2 separate regions of the Mus musculus genome follow, and region 2 is linked to region 1. Evidence: chromatin loops called from intact Hi-C (ENCODE). Cell type or tissue: heart. All regions are shown on one strand.

Region 1 (8,000 bases):
ATTGTACTCCACCATTTTTATATCCTCGTTCTCATGCTTTCAGAAGTATCAGTTAAATAAGAGTTATGCCAAGTTTCAAAATGAACTAGACCTCTCTCTCTCTCCTCTTAGAAACCAATTTCTTTAAAAGCCAAAACAAAGACAAAATTCAGTTTTCTGGGTTTCATCACCTCCAAAGCCCCACTCGGGTGGTTACTTTTGGGAGCTGGCTCACCTTGAGAAATGCTGAAGTGGTCCTTCCTGGTGTCTGTGAGGGCGACCAGAGGAGGCGGGTGAGGAATTGTAGTGGCTAGTCCTGGTTGTCAACTTGACTATATCTGGAATGAATTATAAACCAGCGTTAGAAGGCTTACCAGTGATCCTAATCTGGAGGCTGGGACATACAAGTTTCTGACCTGGATCTTGGCATGGAAATCTTGAGGCATAATGGCTGTGAATTTCAGAAGATTAAGACAAGGGGAGATCTCTGAGTTCAAGGTCTTCTGGCATTAAAGGTGTGGTGGCACACACCTTTAATCTGGGCTACACCTTCTGCTGGAGACCTACATAAGGACATTGGAAGAAGGAAGATAGTCTCCTCTCCCTCTCCCTCTCCCTCTCCCCCCCTCTCTCTCTCCTTTGCCTGCTTGCCTTGTGGGACTGAGCAACTACTAGATCCTTGGACTTCCATTCACAGCTGCTGTTGACCATTGTTGGGAGTTGGACTATAGACTGTAAGTCATCAACAAATTCCTTTATTATATAGAGACTACCCATAAGTTCTGTGACTCTAGAGAACTCTGACTAATACAGGGACCCAATGAAGTGACCATGATTACAGGCACCAGTCAATCAGGCAAGGGCCTAGAGAGAACAGAAAGGTTAGACAAAGGTGATTTCTTCACTCAATTCCAGAAGCTGAAAAGTCTAATATGAGAGACCATGAGATACACCCTTGCCCAGGGTGGGAGGTGAGAGGAGGTAAGGGGTGGGGAGGGAGGTAAAGAAGCAGGAGGAGGTAAGGGGGAAAGAGTGAGAGAGAGCTGAATTTCTTTTTATAACATGAACCTGCTCCAAAATCAGCATTAATCCCCATGAGGGCAGAGCCTTCATCTTTTAAAGGTACCATTACTCAACACTAATACACTGGGAACTCTTCCCAGCATGCAAAATTTGGGGCAGGGCATATACTGAAACTTTAGAACTGACAATCTTACGACAGCTGCTGGGATTGCCTGAGAAGCTTGGTTTTATGGGCTATTCCAGGTGATGGGACTCCTGCCACAAGTCTGGGAACCATAGATATTGTGCCAATTTCAGAAACATCTTCTTATCCCCATTTGTGATGCCCAAATCTGGATTAAGATATTCTTCTTTACATTGCAGGGCTTCTTTTCCCAGCCCTTACAGGTTTCCAGGAAACCCTAGTGGGCGTCACGACACATGGAAAGGCTCCAGATTGTGTGTGAAAAATGGCGGATGGGCACACACTTTTTCTTAGGTTACCAGAGGCTCCAGAACACAGGAGAGGGGATCTGCTGCTGAGGACTGACTGAGTTCTCTAGGTTTCCACTTCAGAACTCAGGTGTCTTTCTAGGGTGAGTACATACATAGATACCAGGTAAAATAAGCAAGAGAATTCTCATGCCAAGTACTAAAATGAATCGGCATCGTTGGCTGAACACCCTGGATGAATGCAATACATTGAACCTATTCATTCCTTCCAGGAGCCCTGGAACCCTCTGGAATGGACAGCACCATCCCCACTTCAGCTTTGAGGAGCATCAGATATACTAGTTATCGGGCAATCAATAGTTATCAGATACCACTGTAAGCACTTCACAAGAGCTCAGCAACTCTTCCAACAAGTCTAGAGAGCAGATTCTATTATCTCCATGTTACAAATGAAGAAACAGCCTTCCCATAAGTCCACTTCTCTCATCTCTATCACAAGAAATAACAATAGTAGCCCTGCACGCAGGAGCTATTCTAAGCATCCTTTTATTGAAGAGGAGCCTAAAACAAAAAAAGGGGCAAATAACTTGCCCATTCTCGTAGCAAGAGGTGGAACTAGAATCCAAAAATACTCTCTACTGTCTCAGTTCTAGTTTTGACCTTGCTGGATAAGTGTTTTTTTTTTTTTTTTTTTTTTTCAGGCCTGAGCTTGTGTGGACGCCATGTCTAATCTAGTAACTTCCTTTGTCATTTTAAAGCTCCATGCACAAGGTAAGCAGGATTCTGGGCACAGCTCCTAAGTTTCTACACAGTCCTCCATTACCACCTTGTGTTGCCTGCAGGTCTCCGGTGACAGCATGCCAGGCCACCCTCAGCTGGTTCCCAGACCACACAAGGTCACACCAGTCACTCAGGGATGCCAGAGCTCACAGCTGCCTTTTACAATCACGGACACAATGAGAGCAGACAGCCCGGCTGCTCACACGGCTTCCAGATATCACATTACTAATATTGCCTCGGCGCAGTGTTCTGAGACCATTCTGAGCCCGGTTACAAAAATAGTCATGACTCTCATCGGGGCTGAGACTGTTGGTTTTGTTAGGTGAGAACACTTGAGGAATATAAAATGCATGAGAAAGAGTGGCAAAGAGGAAAAGCATTCGAAAGGATGTATAGGGTCAAACAGAAGTCACCCAGCAGTGGAGAACCACCTGACCATGGCTTTCGGCGCAGCTTAAACCTGGGGTCTGAAGAGTTAATCAGTTCCTCTTCCCTTTGGTTCCTTCCAAATTACAAAATGTTGAATTGGATCGTGTGCCTTTAACTGCGTGTGCATGTGTTAAAAGCAAAACTACGGCTCTTTTTAATGTCCCCTGGTCTACATACAGGCACATCCACATCATGAGATTTGTGTGCTCAAAGCACACCGCATTTGTATGCCTAACCACTGATTTCTGCGGGGCTCTTAATGTTATGCAAGACTTTTCCCTTCCTTTGCTCACCTCCTGTGACTATGCTGATTCGGCATTTTATAGACGCATCAATTTTCCTTTAGAAGCTGTGCCGAGAATGTGCGAGTCCCTGGGCCAGTTTCTTATTGAAATCAGATGCAGAATCAGCTCACAGTTCGGTGATAGGCTGCCCCCTAGTGAAACTTTTCAGCTCCGCAGTCAACCTGCAAATTCCCCGCAAAGAGCTCTGCAGAGCCTTCTCAACAAAGAAGAAATGTCCTTCAGAGGAGGGTGGTGGACCCTCGTGTAATTCGATCTTCGACCTGTTTTCTGGGCGTTCTGTGAAATTTTTCCTTGATAATTCAAAATTGTCTTAAAAACATACCCTCAACGCTCATTCTTTTGTATGCCAATAAAAATACCTCTGGGAGTGAAAGCTGCTAAGGGCTGCACTAGGGAGCCGCATCTGTTTCTGCTTATTACACCTGCCTATTGTGTGATTCGATGTATCTGCACAACGCAAGCATGCTATGTGCTTCAGGCTCCCTAGCCTCTACTTTCTACAGAAGCTAAAGATTTGTCTTTATAGGGGGTTAAATTTTGTAGAGGCATTTTGCATGCTCCTTACGTGGAAAGTCCCAAGTCTAGACATTATTGCTACTACTATAGAATTATTTGTTTTAGACGAGACTCTTAAATGTTAAGCTAAATGTTGCTTATGGGTTGTATTGTTGCAGATGTGAAATTTCCCATAATTAATACAGCCCATAAATTATAAGTTAATATTCAGCAACTTGATAGCAGTAGCAAATTTATCCATCTTTGATGAGTGTGTCCATGACACTCCTTTCCAGGAACACTTCAGCCGAAGGCATCCTCAGTCTGAATGATTGTCTGAACGTTCACTCTGAACATCAGGGGATGAGATGGATGACTGACAAGTGCTGCATCAGCTGGGCGTTGGACCCGTGTTCTCATTTTCTGGTATTTCATTGGTATAGATGCCATCCAAGATTAGAATCAAAGAGTGTTCTTCATTTTGTTTCATGACTGTATTGTGGCTTCTGAACTTCTCTAGAAGAATGTTTCTCTTAGTTTCAACTACTTATGTATTTTATTAAGTATTATCCACTTTATAGATAGCTGAGGGCTTTTGTTGTTGTTGTTCTATGAAACAACAGTTACTGTCAGACATTGGGACACTTACTTCAGAAATAATGCGATCTGGCTCACCCTCATCATCATCCCTCCAACCCACTGCCTGTTACTAGCCATCAGGCTCAAACCAAAGCTCTTTCCCATCAACGTCGTTCCATATCTTGCCCTTGCAATTCCTGAGGACTCTGTGTTGCTCCCACTTTAAGATGCACACAGAAAGGTCAGCATCTTGCCTCGGTTCGAGTGTTCTAAATTAAAGGAACCTGCTCCATCGATCCCAGACAAGACTGAATGAGGGCTATCCCTAGAGAGTGGAAGACAGGCCAGGCCTCTCCCCAGAGAGTCTCCCCAAGGTTGTTCTTTCTTTCTAACCATGAATAAGTTATGAAGGTGAAATTTCTCTACTTACACAGAGGCATTGATAGATCCGGAGGAGGAGGGGCCTTCAGAGAAGCACTGCTGAGAACAGGTTAGAAGCAACAAGCCAGCAAGCGCCCCCTGCCGGTGCACTGACTATCCTGCGGTGCTCAGGAAAGATACTCCGTGACTACCCACCAAGTTCATTCAGGGGCTGGCAATTTTGTGCCTGGGCAAATATTGGCAATACTTTTCTCCTTCAGTCATTAAACTGGGGGAAATTGTTTTATTTTGGATTTGATTTGCCTTGGGTTTTAGTCCATTGCTGACACTCAGAATGAATAGCCACTACTAAGAATCCTTGCTTCCGGGATGTGAAGACCTTTCTAGAATACATAATCTGCCTTCTTCTTCTTTTTTTAATAACTCACCGCAAGGGGATATTAATATTTTTCTATTTTTAGGATGCCTATAAGAAGCAGTGTATGAGGATAGATAAATGATGACTCAGTGATACTGACTTTTTTTTTTTTTTTTTTTTTTTTTTGATGAAATAACACCCTTTCCTGCCCTGGTGTTGGGCTTGCCCGTGTGCCTTGCTGAGACCAACGGGCATAAGTACTTTCCCATTCCTCATCTGGGTATTATGGGATGTCATGTGTCTCTGATCGCTTCCTAACCTATCTTTGCCTCCATAATAGCTAATGACCTAGGAATATAAAGTTAGGGAATCCTGTCTCTAATCCACACTTGTAAACCACATCCAGCCTTGAGTTTGTTCCTTAAGACGGTTTTTTTTCTCATTAAGTCCCTAGCCTCAGAGGCAAATTAGGAGGAAAGAAAAATTATCCCCGTTTTATAGATGACAAGATTGAAGTGGGTGAAAACTTGGTTAAAGAAGAAGTTTGTAAGTGCCTGCAAAAACTTCAGCCCAAGTCTGTCTCTCCTCCTTTTGCTTTGTTGTTTTGTGAACTGAGGTGTCCAGGATGTTTGACTGACTGGTGGGGAAAGGTAAATAAGAATACTGAGTGACACAATCAGCAGGTGGCACTTATATGACAAGAGTTTTAAACAATTATTGTTTAAAAAGCATTAGAGCTGCCAGGCGGTGGTGGTACACGCCTTTAATCTCAGCACTTGGGAGGCAGAGGCAGGCAGATTTCTGAGTTCAAGGCCAGCCTGGTCTGCAGAGTGAGTTCCAGGACAGCCAGGGCTACACAGAGAAACCCTGTCTCGAAAAACCAACCAACCAAACAAACAAACAAACAAACAAAGAAGCATTAGAGCTGTTCTTTGTGAATTCAAAAGATAAAATTTTTGCTGAAGTGGACTGTGGACTGTGATAGAAGGTAGAGGGTTTGTTTTCAGATCTAGACTGTTGGTAAAGGATGGAAGTCCCCAAGTAGGGGAATTATGTAGTTAAAGAAAATAAGCCATCTACCCAGCTGCTGATCTGAGCTTTGAAATGACTCTTTTATCATTAGCAGCTTCTCAAACTAAGGGGAAGCAGAGACTGAACCATGATGCTTGTCACAAAGGCCTAGAGAGCAGCTTTCCAGGGTCCTGGTACTGCATCAAATTATAAGGAACCAACCAATGTTGGTCCCAGGGTCAGATGCTTGAACATAGCTAAAGGGGAACTAAAAAGACCATGAGACCCCACAATTGGGCTGGAGAATCCTATATGTAGCTAGCAATTATCAGTGTGACTTCCGGGCCACCTGGGAAGAAGCTCCGTGACATTTGTAGAACTTCCACAAGGCTTAAACATTTTTGTTGTTGTTGCAAAACTAAGATTTGGGGTGCCAAGCTGTGCAAGTTGATATTGTATCTTTTAGTGCTATATACACACACACATATATACACTCACACACACACACACACACACACACACATACACACACATATATTTGATGATACAGCTCAAATTGATAATTGTATTAATGTTACTCTTTTAGGTATAGCCATTTTAACATCCCAGGGCATAAGGTGGATGCTGTGTCCAGCACTTCTGCAGTGTCTGTCTCCAGGTGCCTAAGTTGTGTCAAGGAGATGCAAGAGCACAAGTGAGTTGTAAAGTAAACTAGCTGCCTTTCTGTCAAAACATCATTTCTATTCCCACAGAAGAATGAAGGACACATCATGGTTATTCAGTCACATATCTTAATAGTATGTTCAGGAATTTTCTCAGATACGAACCAATTAAACCTGGCACGTCAAAGAATACAGTTGACAGGATTACTGCCTATGAATCAATGTGAGCTTTCTTGACAGAAATAGAATCTTGAAAACCTCGCCTTGACCGCTGTGAACCCAACAGCACCCTTGTATGTACAGCTATGGAACTCAGCAAACAGCTTTCCAAACGGCCAGTGACTGAAGGCGCTCATGAGTCAATAATCTCACCAAAGGGCAATGCAAACCTACGCATTCTAGCATGAACGCATAAAGAAAGTTCTCGCTTGATTTCAGATACTGCTCTGCAGTCAATCTCTATGAAACTGACACTCGTTGAGTTTTGGTAAATTTAGAGAAGAAAGGGAGAGCTATCTGAAATGACTATTAAGTGGTGCTCTTAGTTTTTTTTTCTAGCTGTATGTCAGTGTGAGGCTAGATTGTTTTTCTGCATGCTTCAATCAGAGCACCATATAGATTAAATACAGAAACAGATGTAAAAAACCCAGCTACTTTAGAGATTTGCAGAATTTCTTTGTTGCTTTTTGTTTGTTTGTTTGTTTGTTCTGTTTTGTTTTGTTTTTCAAGACAGGGTTTCTCTGTGTAGCCTTGGCTGTCCTGGAACTCACTTTGTAGACCAGGCTGGCCTCGAACTCAGAAATCTGCCTGCCTCTGCCTCCCAAGTGCTCGGATTAAAGGCGTGTGCCACCATGCCAGGCTCCAGAATTTCTTTTTTAATGAAAGCTACTTTTACCATTCGATTTTTCATTTTCCAAAGTAATTATTTCCAAAAGTAACACTCAACTAATATAACATTTAACAGTTTTTAAGTGAGGTATTAAGTGTTTCAACATTCTTTTCTAACTTTCAACATGATTAACATTGATAGATAACACACACAAAGGAACTGAGGGGTTGGGGTGGCTGCAGAGATGGCCCAGTGGTGAGAGGCTCTGACGGCTCCTCCAGAGGACCTGGGTTCAAATCCCAGCATCCACATGACAGCTCACAACCATCTGTAACTCTTGTTCCAGGGCTTCTGACACCTCACACAGACATACATGCAGGCAAAATACTAATGAACATAAAATGAAAATAAATTTATAAAAAGAAACCAGCCCAATCTATATAAGTGGGCTACAGGCCAGTGAACCTACATAGAAAGACTTCGTCTCAAAATCTGAGCTGGGAACAAATGTCAGTGTCCATGGTCAGTGCTGCCACCAGAGCCTATGTTGACATCCATGGTCAGGGCTGCCACAGAAGACTGTGTTGACATCCATAGTCCATGCTGTCACCAGAAAGTCATGTTAAGGTCTGTGGTCTGTTCTGTCACAGGGACCATGTTGAGGTCTGTTTTCTGAACTGCTCCAGGAGGCCATGTGTCTATCTGGCCCACCAGAAACCATGTGGAAGTTCATGATC
Region 2 (8,000 bases), 540 kb before region 1:
ACAGTGAACTTAGGAGAGTAAATGCTAGACCAGACTTTCATAACAAACAAAGTGGTTTACCTCCAGAAAAAACAAAACCCAAAAAACAGATCCAAGATGAAAACCTTGAATCCAGCCTGATAGGTCGGCAGTCCCCATAAACAGCAACAGGAAAGTGAGTGATACACAGGGAGAAAGAGACTGAAAGGGAAGACTTGAGAAAGCTTTGTCAAAGAGTGTCTGTCTGCAAGTGCCTGCTAGAACAGGTAACAGTGACATTCTCACTAGTGTGTGTCACCGAACCAACCATTCCCCTGATGTCACTTTTGGATTCCCCTGGCATCCCATCTTCCAGACTTCAGGGTTAGCACTGGGTCACTAAAGTATCATGAATGCTCTCCTCAGAGAAGTGGCATTTTAATGATAAGCTCTTAGACAGGTGCAAATTCTCACGGCGCTACAGCAATAACTGCTCGGTATCTTCAATCTTCAGAGAAATTCCGGTTAAAGACTGCATGCCCACCCTAAGAAATGACCTGCCTTAAGTTCAAACAAAACATCTAAAATGTTTGGGGGAAAGGGATAGCATGGAAAGGAAGAAACTTTGAGAGAAGGGAGGCCAGCCAGACTTTAAAGCTCTGTCTACTTTGAAGTCTCCCAACTCAGGTATTAGGAAACATTGTTGACAAATGTTTCACTTAATGTCTTAGAATTTATGAACATAGTCAAAGTAGCCTGTCCAGTTACCTAGAGACAAGGAGAATTAAGTTAGGGAGCTTGCCCCAGCAGCCTAGTCTTCCCACATCTTTCTTTCTCCAAGATCCAATAGGAGTCGCTATCACTAACTGCCGGATCCCACTGGTACGCAGCTATTCTTGACAAGATAGTTAATGTGGCATGTAAGATTTGGGCCACAAAAGTTCACTTTCGGTTTCAAAATAAAAAAATCACTAAAGTTTGGCCCAAGTGACAAACATTAAGTGACATTAAGGTAGAATTTGGTTTCCCAGACTTGCATAAATTATATCAATATGAAGGTGGAAAACAGACTTCCGTTAAGGAAGGCATCTCTGGTGAACCACGACGCTTACACAAAATTTTCTAATTCTGATCCCAAGAACTGTGGCTTGGCTTTGGGAACTGCTCTTTTTCCTGCCAGAGCTTCGTGGCACTATCTTAATGCCTTTCAGCAACCCTTCAACACAAAGTAAATTCTTGCTCCCGAGCATTTTTAAAATATCAGTCTCTCATCAGGACGCACTGTGATTTAAACCCGCTTTGGAATATCTTAGGAGCACGTCTGCACAGCGGAACCCTACAGCTTCTTCAACCCAGCATTGCGCAATCTCCATTTACTGTGAGCTGTGTGATAAGGACTCAGAGCGCCGAATCATTTTAATCTCACAGTTTTTATGACCTCTCTATTTAAAGTCAATATTTTAACTGGCAGATGTCAAGATCCGCACAGATCTTGGATTAGAAATTCTGTTTAAACTGAGAAAAGGGCATACATTACTTCAACAAACTTTAATATGAGCATACTTTCCCAGTGGAAAAGAAGTCTGTAGTAAGGTTTTTTTTTTTTTTTTTTTTTTTTTTTTTTTTTTAAATAATGAAATATTCAATGCAAAATGTGTGGTCACCAATTCGCAAGAAGGGTTAATTGTCAGGTGATTCGAGCTGTTGTAAAGTCGATGTAAGCAAGCAAGTTAACAGATCAGCAAATAGGAGAAATGGCTTAGGAGATAAGCGTGCTTGCTGCTCTTGCAGAGGACTTGGGTTTGGCTCCCAACACTCATATGGTGGTTCATAGCCATCCTAACTCCAGTTTCAGGGAATTTAATGGCCTCTTCTTGCTCTCCAGGGCACCAGGTATGCAGGTGATGCACATATATAAAGTAGGCAAACATCCATACACATAAAATAAATAAATAAATCTAAGAGAACAAGCAAAAAAAAAAAAAACTTTTTTTTACAACCATCTCTAGGAAACACTATATACAAATTAAATTTTAAGGATTTAAAAGTTAGTCCAGTTGGCAGACTGGTCTATTCAATTGCCATCAATTTAACACATTTAACAAACAGTAAATATTTGCACTCTCTTCTCCTTGTTGCTTATTCAAAACACATGAGGTGAAAAGGAGACTCTGAAGAAGAGAAACAGTACCACATGGGTTGGAAAAGTAGGTCCTGTGACATTGCTGTCCATTATAATGTTGCTGTGATGCTGGGCACATACATATACAGTGACTGGGTATATAGTTAATGTGACTGGAGATCTGTGCATTTTATTTTAATTATTTTAAGTCCCAACAGTCACAAGTAGTTCATTCAATCCTTGAAAAAATGTAGAAGCAAACCATTGAATATGGCAAATATTTTATGACCACCAGAAATCTTGAATTCTTTTTATTTTATAATTATCTTCTAAAAAGACTTATCAGTCTGTCGTGAAAGGGAATTTCAATTGCAAAGAATCAAAGAACTGTCAATGAAAGGGAGACATGCAAAGGGTACCATAGTTCAAAGAAGGAGCCCAGTCCTGAGTCCTGTCGTCACTCTGTCTGTCAACAACCTTCCCAGAACAGACATTGAAAGGGGTTGAAATTCAGCCAACAAAGTTCAGCCTGACCCAGATTTTCTATAGAATTTGTAGAACTAAGCAGAGCAGGGAAACAAACAAACAAACAAACAAACAAACAAACTAGCTATTGCCAATCATCTCTAGAAATGACTAGACTTATTTTAAACCATTACTGTGGCTTAGTTAATAACTTGGTATATAGACCAGCTTGGCCTTGAACTCATATCTGCCTGTGTCTGCTTCCCGGGTGCCTCCATTAAAGGCCTGTGTCACCATATTTGGCTGCTATTAGAAATACTGTAATGAGATTAAGACCTTTGGAAAGGGAGTCATCTGTCTATTTACCTTTAAGTGTGTCTGTCCATCTGCCTATCTATCCATCCACCTATCCATTTATCTGTTTATCACCTATCTAAATAATTTGTTTCTCACTTTTTGCACATAGATACTTTGTCTGCCCAGTTATATCTTATATGTGGTCCTAAATAGTTTTTTTTTTCATTAAGCTTTATACATACCATCTGAGGTAAGCAGAGAATAAATTATTCTCGGTTTATTAAAACAAAGGTCTGAAGTTAGACAGCTTGCTAAAGGTGCCCAGAACATCAATACTATAACTTCTATCTTCCTTTCTTCAGAGAACTAAATATTTATGAGTTATAAAACACATTTTATAATTAGGAATGTCAGTTATTTGTACTTATCAAACCTTAGAGTAGTCTTTGTATTTGAAATTTTTCCATGTTAAAATTCTAGCTTAATTCATTAATTAACTAATTACTTAATTTGGATTTTTCAAGATGGGGCCTCACAGTGTAACCCTGGTTATCTTGGGACTTTCTATGCCAGCCTTATTTTTCCCTGCCAAAAAATTTACACTTGTTTTTTAAGACCATTCCTGAATATGAGAAAATGAACTTGTATCATTCCTCCAGGAAATAGGAGGGATTACAAGAAGAGGCCAACCAGGATCTGATGCCGCAATACCAGAAGAAGATCCTGGTCTAGACTAAATCAATTCTGTCTAAATTTGCTCCCAATTAAGAATGCATTCATCAAATTATCCAAAAGACTTAGTTACAAAACATAAATCAACATTCCATCACAGAAGCAAGCTATTATTTAATAAGTATAAATAACCAAAAGCAGGTTGGGGGAGGAGTTTTGATCAACATTATTTGGATTTAAAAAGTCCCCTGCGCAGTGCACCCACTAAGCAGGGTTGCATAATCTTCACGGCAGCAAGTTAAAATTAGCAGGTTCTCTAAAATGGTTAGGCAACACATGGAAATAGCTTGAATTGGTAATCTGCAAGCAGCCACTGTGGATTCCTTTCTTTCAGCCATGGGCACACCACTGCACCCGTATCAGCTGGTATGGTAGCCTGCTTTGACCAACAGAGTAAGTCACATGTGCCTGGCCGCTTTAACTCAGTATCTTGGAAGCCAGCCACGAGGCAAGAAATGAAGCCAGCAGAAGTGACACACACCAGACTACCTGTGTGAAGAGAGAGAAAAGCTAACAGCAAGGCAAGATAAGCCAGCTGTTAACAGTGAAATGGGCTTCTTAGTCCGGGCAAGTGCTCAGCTGTGTGCTAGTTTGCTTGCTTGCTTGCTTATTTGTGACAGGCAATTGCCATGTTGACCAGGCTGGCAGTGAACTCCCAGAATCAAGCAATTCTCCTGCTTCCGAATCCCATGAGGCGAGAAGTACAGGAGTGTATCACCATCACACGTAGCTTTGAACTGCTAACTGAATGTAGCTGAGTAAACTGGCTGAATGTAGCTCACAGGCACATCCCATCCAGTGCCCGCAAAACAGCCAGGCGCCGTCAAACTTCCCGATCGTGAGAAATACTAAATTACAACTGTTTCAAGCCACAAAGCTTTGAGTTGATTTGTTACCCCGTGTCTTTCTAAACGTCACTGCCCAACTTGCTTCCAAAGTTTTATTCTGAATGAAAGGGGCAACTAGGAAGATTGAGTGGTCCCGCTTCATTCACGTTTACGTGGGACTGAACACATCTCTGAGTGTCACGACCTGCAAAGCTCACCCTCCAGGTTTCTTGCTGCATTGGTCTCATCCTTATTCTCACTGGCAACTAAAGTAAATTAAATGGAAGCTAGGGGAGTAATGGGTTTCCGGAAGTGCTCGGGTTCCCGGAAGTGCACGGTTCCCGGAACTGCGTGGGTTCCGGGATGTACATTGGTGTCCGAAAGTGCATGCTTTCTAACACTTAGAAAGGCTGTGTTCAGCAAAGGAATTCTAAGCTTGGCTGGGATTTGAAGGTGGGAAGGGGTGGCTGGACAAACCTAGCCTCCAGGCTTTCCCATCCTGGAAGCCCATTCCAGAACTCACCTTTGCCCAACCCACAAGCTGCCTTTTATTTTCATGTCATGAATATTAATGCAGCTAGCTGTGGGAGGATTTTTCAAGGATTGTAAGCCTGGGTAGATCAGTGCTAGATTTACACCCCCATCTTGTTTGCTGTGGAGGAGATGGCTTTGTTTCCCTACCATGAAATTATGCTGGAAAAATATTTAAATAGATAAAGGTATAAGCATGGATATTATTTCTAAACGGAGAAATGGATTAGCTAGATGAACCGAAAATGGGAATTTTCTTTTTAAAAGGAGGTACTCTCTAAGCTTGCACTCAAGCTCTGGGGCTGTTCAGATGAGCAAAAGGAAGACTACACCTACATTTAAACAAACAGAATGGCGAATTGGCAGTGGGTGCTCTAAAGGCTACCCCCACAGCCCCCCAGAGTCCCACTGTATGCTGTTGGTGACACTGGGCTACTCCAATCCTGCCTGCTACAGTCTTATTTTTTACACAGCTTGCAGCCCCATTTGGGCCCTTCTGAAAGGTTCCTTCGAGGCTGTTCTCACTGTCCTGTGGCCTCTCCCAGTTTAACACAATTAGCAAGACTGGTATCTAATCCATAAGAAACTGAAATAAAATCCATAAAGCAAAGGCAGCCTGACGCCTCACTCAATTTGAAAATTGCCAGTTCTGTCAGAAACGCCAACACTCCAATCCAGTATTCACCAATACAATCTTCATCTCTTCATCTTTCCATCAGTTACAGTGCAGGGGTAACAGAGGTTGAAATGTGACCAATTTTGTAGCTGACAAACGAAACCTGAAATGTCTATAGCAATATAAACACAGGCAGCGCGTGCAGATGGGGCTTCGGTCAGCTTTGCGAGGGTTTGATGGGCAACGTCTCATACCATTTTTGCACCACTCGGATGTGTAACACAGGAAATGTTCAGATTGTGAAGGCTGCAGCTATAGAGGAGTGGTCCACAGCACAGGCAACACAACCAGCTGCAGCTGCAAAAGAATCAGGGGCCAAAACCAGTGCAAGACCCAAGGGATATGGTGAGTCATGTTAGATATTTCCTTATTTAAGGGATTTAGGATCTATACGGAAAACACCCTGAGATAGTTTTCAAGTGACTTCAAAAATACAAGAGGATTACACTATCTGTTCCAGTACTATTCCTGTGATCAAGCGGGGGCATTGGCTGAGTTTTAAGAGAATCTGGGCAAGAAGTAGGAAATGCCTCTGGGCCCCACTGATCCACCATGGTTGGGGGAGGGGTCCAGTTGTATACACCTATTGTTCATGTGGATGAAAGGCAATTTATGGAGGGCCCATGCCTTCCAGTACCCAGGAACATAAAGGCTTCTCCTGGCAGGAAGCATTTTTCTTCACGAGGCTCTACCTCGTGAAGGAAGCAGAACCCAACATCCCCAGCATCATACAAAGGGGGAACAGACCTAACATGTAGACTAACTCTGTACTTAGGAGGCTCCCACCCCAGCTCTGCCATCAATCATGTGCTCTAACTGACCTTCTGGGAGTCAACTCCCTAGCAAAGGAATGTGGGAGGCATCCCAGGAAGAGCCTCTGCATACCACTTTCTCCTCCCTTTACTGCTGGCAATCCATCCCTTCCCCATCCCCCATCGTCTCCTCTTCATCAAAATCTGTTCAATGGGCTCTCAGTGCCATCCTGAGACATCTTGGTACTCAAGCCATGTTGTCCATTGTAGGTTCTCCTCTCTAACAATCCTTTGAGTTCTCCTAGTACCAGAGGCAGCCCTTTTCTTTCTCCACGAAGTTCTGTGGAGAACACTTTCTCATAGTCCCTCTTCATTCATCAGACTGCAATCTTTTCAGTAAGGGAAGAGGGCTTCTTAAAACAAAACAAAACAAAACAAAACAAAACAAAACAAAACAAAACAAAAACAAAAAAAAAACAAACAAAAAAGAAAATACTGGCATATAATTAACACAGAAAACAAAAACAAAAACAAAAACAAACCACAGACGAAGGGTTCGATTGTCCCTGCCATGTTAAGATCACTCCCAAGGCACAGGGTGGGCCGTTCCATCCGCAAGATCCTCCTCCATCTTCATTTCTTACCAACCCCCTCTCCAACCTTTATGTGATATCTCTCACCAGAGATGAGTTTTGCCTGTTTCTGATTTTATGTAAATGAGATTTATAGACTAAGGACTGATTTTTTTTTTTTTAAATAAATGACCTCTTGAACTCTGGATGTCTTCCAGGTTCAACAATGTTGCTCCTTCAGCATCGGTCTTTTTTTATTGTTATGTAGGAGTCCATACTCCAGTTAGTTCAAGCCAGATCATTCCCAGCTGCGATCTTAAAAGTAGGGGTGGCAAACATGTCAATAAGTTGTAAATTTATTTTACAAATGTATATTACAACATCAGTAATTTACTTAAAAAAAACAGAAACAACCCTTGAACACTTCTACAAAGATTAGGCCAATTTACACTCCCGCAGAGTGATTGAATGATGTCACTCCAGGTGGCAAATGACATTGGGCACTCTTTATTTTCCTTTGGGATCACTGGTCACTGAGATGTCTTCAAGTATTTGATTTGATTTTTTTTATTGGTTTGTATGTATGAAACAGAGTCTTATAGGCTAATCTTGAACTCCCAAACCTAAGAAAGTTTGTATTGTGCTGGGACTACAAGCCTGTGCCACCTCACAAAGAAATGTTCTTTATTAAGGTACCTCTCTACAGTGAAGGGAATACTGGCGCCTCGTAGCTACACATCTCAGCTTACACATAAGTAGCACATGGCTATACCTGCTGATTTTATTGTCTCCTGCCATCAATACTCTGCTAGAACCAGCCACCCTAATGCTGAGAAGCAGTATAAGGAAAGGTCTTTAAACTCCAGCAGCTAGAGCCTTGGCTGTCCAGAAATACTTTGCTTTGATTTTATTTTTAAAGCAAGAGCTCAGATATAAAAAGACTTTCGGTTTTCTAATTTTAGTAGAAGTTTTATAATTTGACTCACAAGTATTTAGAATGAAATGTTTATAAGTGTAAGCTATCCATGATTGGCTCCTGTACCAAAATGGACTTAGAGAGGCAGCCGT

The links. A loop is a pair of places that touch in the nucleus more often than their neighbours do. Peaks named below come from ENCODE experiments on the same cell type or tissue, not always from the same donor. Only the 100,000 strongest peaks of a DNase experiment are listed, where the experiment ranks them.
Region 2: it touches region 1 in a loop (4-fold over the local background); 12 of 42 quality-filtered maps call a loop at or near these places.

What each region holds. Positions count from the first base shown.
Region 1 is chr2:61,451,571-61,459,570 of GRCm38, forward strand. Gm39835 (a long non-coding RNA gene) reads right to left here and starts at 500. Exons shown (of 3, transcript XR_866363.2): 1 at 396-500; 2 at 215-317. It overlaps Gm33753 (a long non-coding RNA gene), which reads left to right and starts at 1,372. Exons shown (of 4, transcript XR_374566.2): 1 at 1,372-1,577; 2 at 1,707-1,809; 3 at 2,136-2,205; 4 at 2,277-2,522. In heart, CTCF peaks have their summits at 3,090 (motif pointing left) and 4,547 (motif pointing left); DNase peaks (open chromatin) are centred at 2,361 and 3,031; H3K4me3 peaks cover 803 bases; H3K27ac peaks cover 1,417 bases.
Region 2 is chr2:60,907,057-60,915,056 of GRCm38, forward strand. It overlaps a transcript of Rbms1 not described here. Among named protein-coding and RNA genes, the nearest start is that of Rbms1, 30 kb to the left of the region's middle. In heart, a CTCF peak has its summit at 818; DNase peaks (open chromatin) are centred at 1,235 and 4,015; H3K4me3 peaks cover 1,161 bases; H3K27ac peaks cover 2,039 bases.